Regions from separate parts of the Homo sapiens genome. Here region 1 is linked to region 2. The links are chromatin contacts, found by Hi-C or POLR2A ChIA-PET in ENCODE. All regions are on one chromosome and are shown on one strand. Each heading gives the region's core, a stretch centred on a gene start or an enhancer-like site at or near the end of the contact. The rest is flanking DNA. Distances are from core to core; before and after follow the strand shown.

Region 1 (4,522 bases), core at 1,381-3,880, 76 kb after region 2:
ATGCCCTTTACCAACGGGGTATGGAGAACACAGAGCTCTGATAACAATACTTGTTTAGGGTCTCCCAACCCCGCCTTTGTCTAAGGGACTAAGCGTGTACCTAAGTCTTCTTGGTAGTAAGTATATATGGATGATTAGAAGCAAACATTGGTTTCAGAAGCAATGCATCACATATTGAAGTTGCAGCTGGCTTGATAGAAAAGTTATGAAAAAAATATGGAACTAAATTCCAGCAATTGCATTCTAAGCTGTGCCCTGCCAGGTGACACAGACTGGGGACACTTTTTAATCAAGTCAGAAATTACCTTAGTGAAGGGAAGCAAGGAAGAAAATGATTTAAAAGGAAATATGGTTCTTATTCTTGAGAATCTTAGAGTCTAATGAGGAGATGAAACAGACTTGATGGTGTAAGAACATGATCAAACAATGTCAGTAAATGAAAATACACTTAATGATTACCTAAAATTTATTCTAAGTTTTTTTTTTTTTTTTTTTTTTTTTGAGACAGAGTCTTGCACTGTCGCCCAGGCTGGAGTGCAGTGGCGTGATCTTGGCTCACTGCAATCTCCATCTCCCGGGTTCAAGGTCCCGAATAGCTGGGATTACAGGGACATGCCACCATACCTGGCTATTTTTGTATTTTTAGTAGAGATGAGGTTTCACCATGTTGGCAGGCTGGTCTTGAACTCCTGACCTCAAGTGATCTGTCTCTCAAAGTGTTGAGATTACAGGTGTGAGCCACTGCGCCCAGCCTATCCTAATCTCTTCATGTAAAAAAGACTGTCTTCCCACTCTAGCAGAGGAAGTCCATGTTGTGCAACCCCTGTGGCTCTCAAAGGTACTTGAGGCTGGATCTGAGAGCCAAGTGGACTCTCATTTTGTCCCCACTTCTTGCTAGCTAGATGGATTTAGGGAAAATTTCTTAAATGTTCTAAGCTTCAGGTTTTTTTTTTTTTTCTCTAAAATGGAACTAAAATGAATAGTCTCTCTTTCATAGGTTTTCATAAGCATTTGCAGACCGTAAGGCTACACGCAGAGGACACACATCCTTGCCTCCTCTCCAAGACTAAGTGGGGACTAGTGGTTCTGGGCTGGGGTGATCAGAGCTTCCAAGGAGAATCAAGCTTCCACATCTTCACCCACACCAGCTGCAAAAGGGAGGGCTATCCAGTTAGCTGGTTGAAGCATCGCTCTCATAAAGTAACTGCTTCCCCTTGCAGGATGCTGCATGGAACATCTCCAGCCCCAACCTGGAGGAGGACAAGAGGAGAGGCTGTCAAAGCGAAGACAATTCTGCCTGTTGGCAGACGCCCTGGCCCCAGTTTGTATCTTGCCTCTTCAGTCATCACTGCTAGGATGTTTGGCCATGAGAATAGGAAACGTCAGTGAGTCCCGCTACGAAGCCACTTGAGAATCATGAACCCATGGCCAGGAAAGGATAAATTGTGGGGCTTAAGCTAGAATTCCAACAAGCTCCAGGAAGGTCTGTCCCAAGGCTCCTGTTCTAGCATCAGTAGTTGGCTCTGCTTTCAGGGGAAAATGCTGTGGATGACACTCTTCCTTGTGGCTTTGGGGCATGAAGTGCCTGTCGGCTCCTCCAGGTCCTGGGAAGGATTCCCCCACCACCCCTTAGGGGATCCTCCTGCCTGACACTGATCTTGAAACCCGACTTATCTAAGACCTTATTCTTGCATGAAGTTGCCTGATATAAACTCTTCTTACTTCCCCCACCCCCACATTCTTAGACTTATTTCAAAGTTGTAATCATTACTTATTTTAGAATAAAAGTTAGTGCAGCTAAGAGTGCTAATGTCTCCCAACTGTGAACCAAGGAAAGCAATGCCAGATAGCAGCACTGACTTAGTTTAGGATGTAGGAGCCCAGACCATGCAGAAAGTCTGCTCTCACAACAGAGGCGTGATGAATACTCCTGCCGGGGTCTACAGAGCTCTTCTTCTTCCTGTGTGTGTGTGTGTGTGTGTGTGTGTGTGTGTGTTTGTTTGTTTGTTTGTTTTTTGTTGAGACGGAGTTTCACTCTTGTTGCCCAGGCTGGAGTACAGTGGCACCATCTCGGCTCACTGCAACCTCCACCTCCCGGGTTCAAGCAATTCTCCTGCCTCAGTCTCCTGAGTAGCTGAGATTACAGACATGCACCACCACGCCTGGCTAATTTTATATTTTTAGTAGAGACGTGGTTTCTCCATGTTGGACAGGCTGGTCTTGAACTCCCGACCTCAGGTAATCCACCCGCCTTGGCCTCCCAAAGTGGGATTACAGGCATGAGCCACCTCACTCAGCCAAACCTGCCTTCTTCCCCGGTTAAATGACAAGATGGGGTGGCAGAGGAGAAGCTGTGGGTCCGGATTGTGGCAGGTGGGTAGGCTGTCGGGAGCAGGACCAGGACTGTGTTTAGGGGGATGTCCCAAATTGAGTGGCAGCCTTATTTTGGGGAAAAAAATTCTTAAAACTCACCCCATAATAGTCTCCCTCCGATAAGCAGCTGTCCCCTGGAGGCATCAGAAAGCTGCACAACAAAGCCGTCTGGCTCAGTTTTGCAGTGGTCTAACTTCAGTGTGCGTGAGACATCTTCTCCCACTGTTTGTTTCTTCTCTCGCTCACTCTGGTTAAATGATAGATAAATCAGCTTGGCAGGAACATTATGTTTCTATTCATTTGCTGGAGTGCTGGGCCCACAGAGCAGCCTTGATAGTGTTCAACGCTAATACCGTGACGATCAGGCAAAGCCCTTGAGCCAGGGGTGGCATTTGGAGAAAACAGTGGGAAGGAGGGCTCTGTAAATAAGTACAAGCTTGGGCACATTGCTCACCTTTGCCATTAAGTGGCTTCCAAAATAGACTGTATCCTGCGAGGGATTTGAATGGAGACATTCTTCCTGAGCGGGAAAGTATGTGCAAATTGTAGTGAGATCAAGCTGCAAGGACAGGAAATCGCAAGCAGGGGAGCCGACAGAGTGGCAGCGGATGAGCAGGCTGACGGAGTGACACAGCCCAGGGGCAGCATGGACGCTGCCAGCATAATTATCCCCGGACCTCATCACCATAGCCAGCTTGGCACCTGGGCCGTGGCTGCAGATGGAGGATGGAACGCAGCCAGCCGGCTGGATACTACCTTTCCAGGGCTGTCCTGGGTGCTTTGTTTGTTCTCATACTGGGAGGAGAGATGGTGGCTTTTGTTAACCAAAACACAAGATAGGAAAATCATATTTTTTAAAACGTTTAATTTTTCTTTTCGCTTTCTTTTTTGAGATGGAGTCTTGCTTTGTCACCCAGGCTGGAGTGCAGTGGCGCGATCTCGGCTCACTGCAAGCTTCACCTCCCGGGTTCAAGCAATTCTCCTGTCTCAGCCTCCCAAGTAGCTAGGACTACAGGCGCCCGCCACCACACCCGGCTCATTTTTTGTATTTTTAGTAGAGATGGGGTTTCACCGTGTTAGCCAGGATGGTCTCGATCTCCTGACCTCGTGATCCGCCCACCTCAGCCTCCCGAAGTACTGGGATTACGGGCGTGAGCCACTGTGCCCGGCAAAACATTTAATTTTTATGGGCACATGATAGGTGTATATATTTATGGGGTACATGAGATATTTCAATACAGGCATACAATGCATAATAATTACATCAGGGTAAATGGGGTATCCATCTCCTCAAGCATTTATCATCTCTTTATGTTACAAACATTCCAATTATACTCTTTTTGTTACTTTTAAAAATACAAAAAATTGTTGACTGTAGTCACCCTGTTGTGCTATCAAATATTAGATTTTACTCCTTCTGTCCAACTATATTTTGTATCCATTAGCTATTCCTCCCAGCCCCACCCCACTACCCTTCCTAGCCTCTGGTAACCATCTTTCTATTCTCCCCATGAATTCAGTTGTTCTTAATTTTTAGCTTGCACAAATGAGTGAGAACATGCAAAGTTTGTCTTTCTGTGCCTGGTTTATTTCACCTAACACAGTGACCTCCAGTTCCATCCATGTTGTTGTAAATGACAGGATCTCATTCTTTTCGATGGCTGAATAGTACTTTACTGTGCACATGAATCACATTTTCTTTATCCATTCATCTGTTCATGGACACTTAGTTTGCTTCCAAATCTTGGCTATTGTGTCTTGTACTGTGAAAAATAATAATTTTTACAGTAGATCATGTTCTATTAGCTGTGATTAGCTGTGAAAGCAGACTTGCCGCCATTAGAAAATAGTCAGTCATTCAAAAATGCCTATTTGCACCCTCTAACCTGCCCAGTACAGTAGTTTGAGTCATTGCCCTTGGGAATTTAAAAGGCCACACACTGAGAATGCCAGTCCCCAGGGACTTAGGGTGAATTTCTCCAAAGACGTGTGTGTGTGTGTGTGTGTGTGTGTGTGTGTGTGTGTGTACATGTTCTCCCCAGGGTACTGACCCCAGATAGCCCACAGTGCTGTGGGCACCTCAGCATGGCTTGGGCAATAACAGAAAAAACAGGAGGGCAGACACGGCTTCTGTTGTGGGAGCCAAGGA
Region 2 (4,726 bases), core at 1,442-3,941:
CCGAATACTTTCTTGCTTTGGAAGCCCTTGTCATTCTAGTGTGGAACAGGGCTGGGGGACATTGACTTTGGATCTGCCTCTTTAGTTAAAACCCCACTGTTCCATGCCATAGATCATGGAAGAGATGACTTGGCCCTGGAAAATGTTAACGGTAAGCATTGCCAGTTGGCCAGCTTAATCATGAAAGAATCTCGCCATGATTCCTGCGGAACGTTTGATCCTGAGCACTGCTGCCTTCCTGTGCTGGGAATTAGCTACACAATGTGCCATCAAGTAACCCAACTAGCCACTGGGGTGGAGTTATTGAATTTCTTGAATTCAGACAATGAAGATGGTACAACCTAAAACCAGACTTTTGATCCTAGTATTGTTTTTGGTTAAGCTGTCCTTTTTGATGGTAGACATCAGGTCCATTTTTCTCTTAAAACCATTTTGTGTTTACCATAGTAAAATTATGTTTCTAATCCATCTAAAAGCTGCATGAAATTATTGAGATATGGAGGAAAAAGGCGGCTAGAAGAAGCCTCATCTCACACCACTGGGGGTTATAATTGGAACTGTGAGACAAAGCATTCCTGCCTTTTCAGATGGTTAGTGGTGTTATGGGCAGGTTTTGAAGGCCATCAGTAGCTGACAGTCCATACCAGGACACACGATTTGACCCATAGACAATTTCTGTCCATGAAATCAGATGCTTATAATAGATAGTTAACAAGAAGACTTAGTTTTTTGGCATTGCTGCTGGTGGTGGTGGTAGAAGGTGAAACAGAGGACATGCTGGCTGTGAGTGGAAGTACTATGCTTTAGTATTTTATGTGCAAGATAAAAACATTAACATACCTCCTTCTTGTAAAACTCTTCTGTTCACTAGGGGCTTTCACATACATACAGCAAAGATTTTGATTTTCACAGCAACCTTGTGAAGTACAGAGGGCAGTGAGATTATCTTTGCTTTACATATTATGAAACTGAGATGAAACTCTGAGAAGTTAATGAATAAATCATGATCACACAGAAAATAAGTAGGAAACTTGGGGTTTAGACTTGGATTTTCTGACTCCAAATCTAATGTTCTTTTTATGGTATCCAAACTGCAGTTCATTTCAAAGAAAGCTGATGTAGAGTTTGGATGAATTGAAAAGTAACAGATATTTTCTGTTAAAAAATATCCACCTAAATATTAAATGACAAATCATTATGCCATATTCAAATTCTAGAATTTGTTCAGATTGAACAAAAATGATGAATGTAATTAAAGTATCTTACTGAATAAAATCACTGTAATTAGATGTTGATCTATCTTGTGATGGAAGAAATATTTGTTAAGATGCACTTAAGTCCTTGGAAACAATGAAGAGCTGTAGAGATGAGTTCTAAAACTTCTGCTCAAATACAAAAGCTGGTCAGTTCTTTCTGCCCCAGCAAACATGGTACCCAGTGATTTGATCTCAGGCAACATGTGCACAGGGACTTGGTGGTCATAAACGATGTGGAAATAAGTTTCTGGTGACCTAGTAGGTTAGATTCTTTGTGCCCTTTATTCCAAGGGATGTCTAATGATATCACTGAAGTTCAACAACCAGCAAAACTGTGCCCCAAAGAGATTAAGTATGCTCTGCTCCTGAAGACATGTCGAGACACGCCTGTGCAGATGTGTGACGAGCTGAGAGAATAAAACCTCTGCCCCCTTACCAGAGGTTCCCCTTTTCTTCATGACTTCATTTGTATATCATCTGTGATCTCAACTGGTGTGAAAAGACCCAGGAACTTGGGTTGTTGTTGATTCCACTCTCAGGCTCACAGAAGAGCTTTCTCCCTGGCTCTTCTCTTCTCACCCTCCCTCCCCCTGCTGAGAAGAGCTGTCACTATTTCAGTAACTACAAGCAACAGATCGTTTTAGACTTTAATCCATAAATAAACATTTCTTCCTTTGAACTTCATTAAATTTGGATGTGCTTTCATTTTGACACAATCTGGCATCCCTATCATTTAGACATATAAAACTATAAAACTAGCAATTAATTTTGGTCTTTAGGAGTACTGGTGGTCTAGAAACAGTGAGTCTATGCCAAGAAAAGCAAATGAAAACCTCAAACATGTAGACATAACACTTAAATCATAAAATCACAAAGCATTATGCTCAGTAGCTACAGGAGATTATCTTTGAATTGTTCCTGGTGGTGTCTGTCACATTTCTCAGCTTGTTTAAAGAATTTTGAAGATGGGAATTCTGTTTCCTTAAACATTATTCATCTGACTACAATAATTGTCTGATGAAAACCTAAAAATTAAGTCATGATTTGATTGATTATGAAGATATTGATGGCATTTACCAGCAAATATCCTTTCATTAATTGCAAATATATTCAAGATCTGAGTGCTTATTGGATGCAAAGCACTGTGCTAGATACTGGAAGGAGGGGATGTCGTTTTTTTCTTTCAAAGAGCATATGAACTCATGAAGATGACACTTAACAAAAAGCAATTATCTCTTGACTCTAAAAGCCAGACACCTAGACACGGTGTGACTTCCAAAGCCAGGTCATAAAAGGCATCTCAGCTTTGGCCTTGGTGTTTTTTTGGATTCCTCACTCTGGAGTGGGAGGGGAAAGGAGGTAGCCAGCCAGCCTTCTGCTCAGAGAACTCTCCAGCAGCCCTCTGGGGAGGCCCACGTGGGAAGCACAGAGGCTCCTGCCAACAGCCAGCACTGACTTGCCAGCCAGCGGGGTGTGTGAGCTACCTCGGAAGCGGCTCCTCCAGCCCTAGTGGCGTCTCCAGGTCCCTGCGGCCCTGGCTGACATCTGTTGCAACCTCAAGAGTCACTGGGCCAGAACCACCACCAGACAAGCAGCTCCTGAGCTCCCGACACACAGACGCTGGGAGAGGTCATGAGTGATTATGTTTGTTCTCAGCAGCCCAGTTTGGGGGCGATTTGTTACACAATAGATAAGGAATACACTGACAACCCAGCATGTGTCAGATGCTGTGCTGGGGATTCAAGAGGATGAGGCAGATCGGCAACATCTGTGACCTCCCAGAACTTATAACTGATCAAGGAGGTAATCAGCTATGAATAAATACAATGAGGCCGTACATAAGATTTTGACCAATAGTTAAGCCTGGATATGAGACATTTCCAATGAGCTGCAGTTATAATCTACAGGAGTCGGGAGATGATGAAGATGACCACTTGACTTGGGGAGTTGGGAAGCATCCTCTGGGAGGAGAGAGGTCAAGTGGGCTTTGAAGGGGGTATATGATGTGGATGGGCGAAACACAAAAGGAAGGGTGTTCCCGAAAAGGAAGAAAAACAATCAAAGGCATCAAGGTGGGCATTGCCACCCCTGCTTGGGGTGTGGCAAGAGAATCTGTTGGGACACAATGACAGTGGGGCGTGAAAAAGCATCAGGTCATGAACTTGAAGACAGAGTTGGCTGCCTGCCTGAGGTCAGACTTGATCCCTAGGCAACAGAAATCATCAGAGATTTTTGAGTTGATTTGTGGCATTTTAAATAAGAATTTAAAATGGGTTTATGATTTCCATTAGTGTTTATTGACCACCTACTAACGAGTCTACCACTCTATGAGGTATTGAGGGGTGACCAAGTTAATAACAAGCTTCCCCTGCCCTCAGGGAATGTATAGTCACACTAGGGACAAAAAACATACACAAACGAACAACAGAGAGCATTATATCATAAAATAAGAAGGCAGCAGTTAGTCATTTAGATGATCAATGTAGTCGATAATAATAGCAAAGGCTTATATTGTGCTTGCTGGGTACCAAGGACTATTCCAAGTCTTTACATATGTTAATTCAATTAATACAGCACCTACATGAAGTAGGCTATCTCTGCGACTAGAGATGAGTAGGTTAGTATCTCTATCTTACAGATGAGGAAACAGGGACACAGAGAGTTTAAGTAACTGCAACAACCAGTCAGTAAATGAAAGGTGTAAACCCACACAGTCTGGCTCTGGAGGCTATGGTGATCCACCATGTTATGCTGCTTCTCAGATAATCGTTTAGACTTCCCAAGGCCTTGAATAAATCAACTCTTTTCATCCTCATTCACTTGCTTAATTTGTACTCAATATATTATTAATTGTTAGTTATGATCTAGCGTAAGGATGCAGACATAGCGTCAACATTGCTGAACTTTGGTTTCACTGCCTGGTGCTGATAAAATGCTACTGTAGGCCGGGCATGGTGGTTCATGCCTGTAATCCCAGCACTTTGGGAGGCTTAGGCAGGAGGATTCCTTGAGCTCAGGAGTTTTAGACCAGCCTGGGCAACACAGTGAGACCCTGTCTCTACAAAAAATTAAAAAATTAGCCAGGTGTGGTGGTGCATGTCTACAGTCCCAGGTACTCAGGAAGCTGATGTGAGAGGATTGCCTGAGCCCTGGAGGTCAAGGCTGCAATGAGCTATGGTTCTGCCACTGCACTCCAGCTTGGGTAACAGAGACCCTGCCTCAAAAAAAAAAAAAGAAAGAAAATGCTACTGTAATGGTTTTGAAATACACTAGAAATTGACTTAAGCAGGCTACCTATTTTAGTGACATATGGTACACCTATACTTCCATAATTAATGTTAACAAACACTGAGTATTGTGATGTTATTTATTGCATGATAACGTTCACAGCAGGTATAGAATTCACACGGTGCAGTGGAAGGAGCCCAGACCTGATGGGTTCTAGTCCCAGCTCTGTCACTCGTTGACTG

What was found. A loop is a pair of places that touch in the nucleus more often than their neighbours do. ChIA-PET counts read pairs that join two places held with the same protein, here RNA polymerase II (POLR2A).
Region 1: a loop to region 2 is called in a map of Right ventricle myocardium inferior, with 1.9 times the contacts of the local background. The contact joins the promoter of LINC02630 here to the enhancer-like site in region 2. A Hi-C loop is called at or near these places in 3 of 168 maps with a recorded cell type or tissue (GM12878, Right ventricle myocardium inferior and sigmoid colon). POLR2A ChIA-PET finds 5 or more read pairs at or near these places in 1 of 52 experiments (OCI-LY7).

Annotation. Positions count from the first base shown.
Region 1 is chr10:35,896,248-35,900,769 of GRCh38, forward strand. LINC02630 (long intergenic non-protein coding RNA 2630) reads right to left here and starts at 2,631. Exons shown (of 2, transcript XR_930822.3): 1 at 2,473-2,631; 2 at 959-1,250.
Region 2 is chr10:35,819,765-35,824,490 of GRCh38, forward strand. No RefSeq gene overlaps it. Among named protein-coding and RNA genes, the nearest start is that of PCAT5, 44 kb to the left of the region's middle. Within about 2 kb of position 2,692, at least 6 of the 41 ENCODE cell types and tissues checked have a DNase peak (open chromatin) inside an H3K27ac peak, as active enhancers do; they include GM12878, where a contact is called at or near this core.